Linked DNA regions of Homo sapiens: region 2 is linked to region 1. A link is a loop called in an ENCODE intact Hi-C map of the cell type or tissue named here. Cell type or tissue: ascending aorta. All regions are shown on one strand. Links, peaks and the distances in the headings refer to the core of each region. The heading gives the core; the rest is flanking DNA.

The links. Peaks named below come from ENCODE experiments on the same cell type or tissue, not always from the same donor. Only the 100,000 strongest peaks of a DNase experiment are listed, where the experiment ranks them.
Region 2: it touches region 1 in a loop (1.9-fold over the local background); 4 of 110 quality-filtered maps call a loop at or near these places.

The regions. Positions count from the first base shown.
Region 1 is chr10:123,840,327-123,844,725 of GRCh38, reverse strand. It overlaps CPXM2 (carboxypeptidase X, M14 family member 2), which reads left to right. Exons shown (of 14, transcript NM_198148.3): 4 at 2,238-2,377. Among named protein-coding and RNA genes, the nearest start is that of CPXM2, 49 kb to the left of the region's middle. In ascending aorta, for the core only: no CTCF peak of the experiment used is centred there; a DNase peak (open chromatin) is centred at 1,780; H3K27ac peaks cover 2,128 bases.
Region 2 is chr10:123,895,598-123,899,996 of GRCh38, reverse strand. The region is part of intron 2 of LOC105378534 (a long non-coding RNA gene); the gene reads right to left. It also overlaps a transcript of CPXM2 not described here. Among named protein-coding and RNA genes, the nearest start is that of CPXM2, 6.0 kb to the right of the region's middle. In ascending aorta, for the core only: a CTCF peak has its summit at 2,649; no DNase peak of the experiment used is centred there.

The sequences.
Region 1 (4,399 bases), core at 237-4,236:
CTTCATATATTGTAATTTAGGGCTTTCATATGTCTTTTGGTTTTATCAGAGATCAAAGTTGTATTTCTGTGTCTTGCTTTCTTTGCTTGGGGTTGACTTTTGAGAGAAGAACACAGAAAAACTAATGTGTTTATCCCATCATCTTGAAACAGAAAAATCCTCTTAGATTGACCTTAGACAGTATCAGGTTTTCTCTTTGTGTTGGATTTGATAATTCCCACATTTATCTTAAGCAAAATTGAGTCTGTTAGGGGCATTGGTGTGCTTTCTTTAAGGTAAAAAAAAATGCATATAATTTAATTTCCTTTATAAAATTACATTAATTCTCAGTTTTTTTTTGGTATTGTAGTAGATTCATTCTACGTTAGTGACGTTTTCAAGACTAGTGTACCCTTTAAAGAATCAAACCTTTTGGTTCACCAACTTTTAGTTGAAATTTCTCCAAAATTTATCAGCGATTTCCCTACATTATTAAAGAGAAAGAGATGAATGCATTCTTCTCGTGGTTTCTCGGAGGCATCATCTGAATATCATTTATTGCACGATGGTATAATTTTGTAACATCTCTGGGGCTGGTACCTCCTCTTTCACTGAATTCTCCCAGGCACTTGCTTTTTAAATTCATAATCGATTTTGCAGAGGTGGCTGTCACTTCCCAATGAGTCATCTTTGGGAAGAGCTCTCCATTCCCCTGACACTGTGCTACATTTAATTGACTGTCCAGTGTGCTCAGAAAGAACTGAGATTGGCAGCAGAAACAAAATATTCAGGCTGGCAAAACCAGGAGCCTTAAATTTAATTTCAAATCCTGTTCAGTAGTCTTTGATGGACAGTTCCTTCCAGTTTCCATGATTCTATAGGGTACATGTCTCAGGCTATGTGGCAGTTCTATTCTTCTCTGCTAAGCCTCAGATGTCTAACACTGTACTGTGGTTTTGTCCTGATAGAACGCTTATGTTAGCTGGTACAGTGATGGATAGAGTTTTGCTCAGCAGAACCTTTGGCCAAGTTGTTCACGCCTATAGCTGGACTCTTAGTTTCACATTTCCATTGCCAATTAAAAGTAAGGCTGTCCCCAGAATTTGAGTTGAAATGCTCAGAGATAGGGAAGATGGGCTGGCTGATCATTTTTATCATTCAGACTTTTTTTTTTTAATCTGATCATAAGAAATAGCTTTGCAGGAGAATGGTGTGAACCCGGGAGGCGGAGCTTGCAGTGAGCTGAGATGGCGCCACTGCACTCCAGCCTGGGCAACAGAGCGAGACTCCGTCTCAAAAAAAAAAAAAAAAAAATAGCTCTGTGAAATAGCCATGGAAAAATAGGGTTAATAAACGAGGATGCTTCACTTGGTTCAAATGTCCTTTTTGGGAGGCGAGGAGTCAGGGAATTATCTCTTCACATGGTGATAATATAGAGAAAATTCCAGAGCAAAAACTTTACCTATCTTGGAAATTCAGATCAAAAGAATTTTGGAGCAGGGCATGGTGGTGTGTGCTTGTAGTCCCAGCTATTCAGAGGGCCGAGGAGGGAGGGTCATTTAAACCCAGGAGTCTGAGGCCAGCCTGGGCAACATACCAAGACTCCATCTCTGAAAAAAAAAAAAAGAATTTTTGGTAGTAATAGCAGCTGATACTGAACACATCAAATGACTTAAACACTAACAAACAAATGTTCACTGGATAAACTTACCCTTCAACACCTACTTCAAGTATCCCCTGGTCTTGGGGCTTTCTGTCTATGATCAGCCCCACACTAAGTTAGTGATTCTGTCCTTAAATGCTCCCGCAGCGGTTTGCTCATATTCCTGAAATAGCACCGGCCCCACTGTGTTCTAATTCATCTATTTTCACATCTTTCTTCCTGCCTAGATGGCGAGGTTCTGGGAGGGAACGATTCACCTTTGCGTCCCCAGCACCTGGTGTGCGTGGGCTGCTGTGTGGGAGATGGTTTATGTGTGCTAGATGAATGAGTAGTAGGAGTACTCATTAAATTTCATCTTTCACACTGGGCAAAAAGAGGACATGGTATATTGAAATATTTTCAACTTGTGGATACTAAGCAACTCCCTTTTATGATTTAGGATGAGGAGTTCAGGGCACAATTATTTTTTTCTTTAACACCTTCCTCATTTTCTTCTCCTATCCTCCCTCCCTTCCTCTCAGCCTCAGGAAAAGATATGTCTTAATTTTCTTCAATTAAGAGTCTTTTTGAAGAACACCGCTTTCTTTCTTTCTAGGCGGGCATTAATGAAAATGATTTTTATGACGGAGCGTGGTGCGCGGGAAGAAATGACCTCCAGCAGTGGATTGAAGTGGATGCTCGGCGCCTGACCAGATTCACTGGTGTCATCACTCAAGGGAGGAACTCCCTCTGGCTGTGAGTGTACCTGGACATATGCTTTCTGGACCCTGTTTTGGGTCTAGCTTTTGAGGGTCTGGACAGACACAGGTCTGGAAGTTGCAGAGAGGTGTTTGGTGATGGGCAGTAGAAGAGGAGAAAATTGGAATATGAACAGGAGGCTGGGCTCGTTGTCGACACATTCTCCTGGGGGGGATGGTGCGTTTCAGAACGACACCCTCCCCCTGTACAGGAGTGGAGAGAAAGATCTGCCTGTCAGGTAGAGCAGAGTAGACACAGACTCAGTGAAATCCAGGCGGTTTAGGCAGCTCTGGGACGAGATATTAGTGTCTTGACTGGTGGCCAGGGCACAGCCCAAGGCAGGACCTCTGGACAAACAGTGAGTACACAGTTCTGGGGTAGAGGGCATGGATTGTCCAGATCCTGGAAAGAAGGACTGGAAATCTAGGTTCCTAAATGGAGGATCACGAGAGAAGTAGTGAAAGTCAAGGATGACAGAGCTTGAGGCCTGAGAATGAGAAGGGGTCTCATTTCTCAGAATTTCACTCAGGGCCAAGGCTGGGACAGTGACAAGTGTGATCTGATGGTAATCACAGGAGAGATGGGCTGCAGCCCCTGAAAACCCTCCGTCTTATGACATATGCATACAGTGAAACATATTATTCAGCCTTAAAGAGGAAGGCATGCTGCCACATGCTACACATGGGTACAGCTTGGGGACATTCTGCTGAGTGCAATACACCAGTCACAAAAGACAAACACTGCATGATTCCACTTCCATGATGACCTAGAGCAGTCAGATGTACAGAGGCAGAAATTAGAATGGTGTTGCCAGGGCTAGGAGGAAGGGGGAATTGGGAGTTAATGTTGAAGAGGTACAGAGGTTCAGTATAGCTTGATGAAAAGTTCTGGAGATAGATGGTTGCAAATCAATGTGAATGAACTTAATACCACAAAACTGTACAGTTCAAGATGGTTACAATGATAAATTTTATGTTATGTTTATTTTACAACAAGCAAGCAAAAATACATGAACAAAATCACCCTGTCGACCGCGGCGGCTCAGGGCTGGTTGTGGAGACGGAGGTAGAGCTGCATCCCTGAGGGATGTTGTGTGGCTCCAGCCATGTGGACGGTGGTCACGCAGAGCTTGGGGGCTTTGTGGAGGGGCGCAGTAGGGTCAGCAGGACCTCAGGTGCTTTCTGAACTTATACAAGAAATCTTCAAATTCTTCTAACATCTGCCGACATTGAGAAGCCAAGATCACAAATGCCCCACGCGTGAACATTAGGAAACTGTGATCTTTGTGAGCTCAGATCCCTCCCGTCTGCAGTCCTCCCCAACCCTCCCATCTATACTGCACTCTCAAAGCTCATGTCTTGGCATCTTTCAATATTTACTGATTACTTGTTGGCAATCAAATAAAATCAGAGTTTAATTTGCTGACTAGATTAATTTTAATTTCTGGAAGGTCGACATTAATAAATAAAGTGGGATAAGTGAGATGGACCTGGCATCTGTGCTTACATTTAACCACCTGTCATTGTCCCTGCAAAGGGGACTTTCTTATACAGTGACAATTGTCAGGCAGTGACTCATCATCTATTTTACTCTGAATTTTTTTTTTACTGTAAAGACAATATTATAACATCCAGCAAAATTTTAAAACATTATGCATGATTCCGTGGTCCTTATGCGAACAGATTTTTCCCCCCATATTGCAATAATGTTACATATCCGGTTATTTTATTTTTAACTTAAAGACATACCAGTAACATTTTTCATGCTGTTACTCAGGCTTTGTAATGATTATTTTTAATGGCCTGTAATTTACTCAGCCACACCTCCACCACTGTCCCAATTTTCTATTATCATATATCATATTGTGAGAAAACATTTTCATACTTTTTCTTCATTTGAATTCTTTTCTTTGAATACATTTTCAGAGCTCAAATAATTTGTGCATTTTGACAACAGTTGATTATGCATTTATGCCATTTTGTGTATCACATTTTATTTGCCTTGCTTTTCAGTCACTTT
Region 2 (4,399 bases), core at 224-4,223, 55 kb before region 1:
ATTTTGTTCAGTGTGTCCTTTGTAGAACATTAATCTTTTATCTTGATATAAGTAACCTCATTAATTCCTCCTCTTCTTATTTTTGCCTTATGGTTTGTGCTTCTGAGGTTTTTATTTAACAAGTTTTTCCTCATCTCTAGGTTACAAAGATATGTTTATACACTTTCTATTATTGTTATGGTTTCACTTTTCACATTTAGTTTTTTAATCCATTTGGAGTCCACTTTCGTGTGTGGTAAGGATCCAGTTTTAGTTTTTTCCATATGAGAGCCAAGTTTCCCAAGGTCACATGGTAAAGAATCCACCTTGATGTGTAACATTCTCAGTCTTCCCTTCCTTCCCCTTCCTCCCAGGGTCTCACTGCGTTGTCCAGGCTGGTCTCAAATTTCTGGGCTTAAGTGATCCTCTCACCTCGGCCTCGCAAAGTGCTGGGGTTAGAGGCATGAGCCACCATGCCCAGCAAGAATTGAATCTTTGATCCCAAGTTGCCCATGCAAGAGCATAGGTATCTTTCCATTGTTCAGGACATCTTTAAACAGATGCTGTATATTATGAACTGCTTTTCTAATTCAGATAATTCATTGATTTAGATAATCATACAACCTTTTCCTTTTGATCTGTTGACACGATAAATTACATAGGTCGATTTTTCTACCATTGAACCATTTCTGTATTCCTGAAATAAAGCCTACTTAATTATACTTTATGGATTTTATGTATAATTTATGGATTTTATGTATACTTTATGTATTTTAAAAAATAAGCTATTGGATTCAGTTAGCTAATATTTGACTTAAGATTTTTAGTGTCTATATAACGAAATGAGCCTTTTATATTCTTTTCTAATAATTTCATTCTCTGGTTTTAGAATTAAGATTACATTAGCATAATAAAATTATCTAAGTAGATTTCCCTCTTTTTCTATTTTCTGTAAAAGGAAACTTTCAGGCCGGGTGCGGTGGCGGGTGCCTGTAATCCCAGCACTTTGGGAGGCTGAGGCAGGCAGATCACCTGAGGTCAGGAGTTCGAGACCAGCCTGGGCAACGTGGTGAACCCCCATCTGCGCTATGAAAAAATACAAAAACTTAGCTGGGCATGGTGGTGCATGCCTATAATCCCAGCTACTTGGGAGGCTGAGGCAGGAGAATTGTTTGAACCTGAGAGGTTGATGTTGCAGTGAGGCAAGATCGTGCCATTGCACTCCAGCCTGGGCGACAAGAGCGAAACTCCATCTTAAAAAAGAAAAAGAAAGAAAGAAAACTTTCTATAAGGTGGGAATTTCAGCTTTTAAAAAAGTTTAGTAAATTCAACTGGAAAATTGAAAAATGATCTGGAACTTTTGTTTGTTTGTTTGTTTTTGGAGACAGAGTCTCACTCTGTTGCCCAGGCTGGATTGCAGTGGTGTATTATAGCTCACTATAACCTCAAGCTCCTGGGCTCAAGTGATCCTCCTGTCTCAGCCTCCCAAGTAGCTAAGACTACAGGTGCACATCATCACTCCTGGCTAATTAAAAAGATATATATATTTTTTTGAGATAAGGTCTCACTGTGCTGCTCAGGCTGGAGTTCAGTGGCTATTCACAGATGTGATTATAGAGTACTACAGCCTTGAACTCCTGGGCTTAAGCGATCTTCTTGCCTCAGCCTCTCAAGTAGTTGGGACTACAGGTGTGTGCCATTGCGCCTGGCTTAGAATTTTTTTTAATAAAGATTGTTTGACGCCCATTTTAATTGATTTAATATTATTGGTCTGTTCAGGTTCTCTATTTTTGTGTCAGCTGTAGCATTTTATATTTTTCTAGGAATTTATTAGATTTTCAAAGTCATTAGGTTCATTAGTTTATTATATTTTTAGTCTCTATCCTACCAAGTTCAGTGTCTCTTGTGTGGTGGGGAGAGGCAGAGATGTTCTCTTGCAGAAACATCAGTGAGACCCCTGGCGTGGAGTCTGATTGCCCGACAGCAGACTACAGGTGTGGGAGGTCTCTCCCAGCCCTGGGGCCTCATAGAGTGTGTGGACCAACTGCATTTGGCACTGCTGTTTCAGAGAGCCCCGTACCTTGACTGGGAGGATAGAAAGAGGGATGCCTGAACTCAGACCTTCCAAACCCTTGCTTCTGATTCTGGGCCAGAGCATGGCAGCCCTGCCCATGTGGCAGTGATGAGCCGGGGGCCGGGGCAGCATCTTCCTCTGCTTTGCTTCTTGGCTTCTCACGCTGAGTTCCTCTTCATGCAAATCTCAACTCCATGAAGATGATTTTGCTTCTTGTCTTTCGGGCTTCATGCATTAAGTGACCACAGAAGCAGCTCCAGAACTTCTAAATTTAAAGAACTTAGATCTTGAGCACTCCTGATGGATGGAGAGGCTTGAGATTTACTGGAAGCTAAAGCCACCCCCACCCATGACCACCCCAGTGTGCCCATGCTGCACCCTGACACACTATGCCACTCCGCCCAAGCTCATCTCGGGTTGCCTGATGGGCCACAGTTCCCTTTGGCTTGAGACTGTAACATGAGTGATGGAGGCAGAAATTTTGGAGTGAAACAGTTGGGGGTTCAACTGACTCGATCATTTGTTAATTACATGACCTTCAGCAAGAGACTTAGCCACTTCTAGATTCCTCAGCTGTAAGATAGGGGGAGCTATTCTCCCCTCACAAAGCTTTGGGAGGATGATATCAGTCAGAGACCCAGCAGGAAACAGAGGCACACACAGATGACAGGTGAATTAAATGAAGTGCAGAGGTGTGGTCAGGGATGTGGAGACAAACAGTGATATTGAGGCTCCCGAGACTAATGAGTGGAGGCTCAGTCTGTGAGGAAGTCATGTCCCTCCATAGGACTGCAGGGCTAGAGTTGAGGAAGTGGGTTTCAGGGAAGCCCAAGGATCCAGCCACCACTAGGACCCCTGGGCCAAAGTGGGTGGGGGGCATGGAAGGGTGGGGGTGGGGGAAGGGGATGAAATACCCAGAGCCCTTTCTCCTCACCTTCCTATCTCTATTGGGCAATCCCAATCAGAAACCAGAGGACAAGGGGACAAATTTACAAGGGGCAGCCTCCCAGCCTCCCAGATACAGAGGCAAGCCCAGAGGGCTGGAGACCAGAGGCAGTGCAAACAGAGAACCCAGCTTACAAAGGTCAAATGTGATCACTTCTGTAAATGATCCTGCACATAGTAGGTGGCCAAGAAACACAGTGCCTCCAAGGCCGCTCAGCAGGCTCCGGTGTATCCTGCGTTCAGTGTCTCCCTGGGTGCCTGTTCATGTGGTTTCTTAGGAGCTTTTGCAACAGCATCTTACTGTTTACAAATGGAATATCTCATGCCAAAGCAAGTGTCCCAAAGGTCAAATTGAAAATGAAACCACAGAGTGGAGGCAATAGTGAGGAGAGGAATTAAGTTGCAAGAGGGACCCATGAACTAAGAATAAGGCTTATCAAAAGATGCCAAATGTACAGGGTATGGGAGTAAGAACAAACATGCTGAAAATTAAATATGAAATGGGTAATTATGTAGTAATGAGATTGAGGACATCACAAAGGACACTGCCATTTAAACTATCACATCTCAACACAGTAATGAACGAGAAAAACCCTCCAGCTTTGTAATTATAATGATAGTTGCCATAACAACTTAGTATCTCTCTCCCTGTGCATCCATCTCAAGACTATATTTTTAGTAATGGCTGTGCCTGAGTATGTATTTTTCTTTATATAGCAGCTAATTTTTCAAATTAATGATCTTTCAAAAAATTCCATTTTCATTCTCTCTGAAAGTGTAAGAGTCTCAGGGATAATTAGGGAAATGAGCAGGTGTGAAAAGTCCGTAATGAAAAATGCTATAAAAATATTGATGTCTTGACAATATTTGTTTCAACAGAATGTTCTCTAGACCTGCACACTCTATTGTTCCTTGCCAAGCAGCTTAACATAAATCTCCTTTGTGGGGCTCATAAATATTTGAAAAATTATTAGCCGTGTAAGGTGTTTGAGGATTATCAGACAAGTATGGATTTATGTTGTATAACAGAAACTGGCTTAGCAGAATCCTGTCTAAGGGATGAATGAATGGACAAACATGGGCTTATTTTGCTTAGCAGAAGTGCACTTAGCAGATTCTCAATTGAGGCAAACAATGGTTGACTTTAAAGAACACCATTTGAAGAACTCAGAAACTGGGGGGGATTCTGAACTGCCACTTTGGTTTCCCAGTTTGCCCCCATTACTACCCCCGACTGGTGTGTCTGGTTTATAGCACGGCTGACATCCAGGGAGAATCAGTGCTTTCTGGAGTTCTACTTACACTACGCGGAGAGACTCACAGCCCCTCCTGAGGGTTCCAGTCCTGAGTTAAACAGACAAATTATTAGATTGAGAACAAAAAAGTCCTAGAGAGAAACAT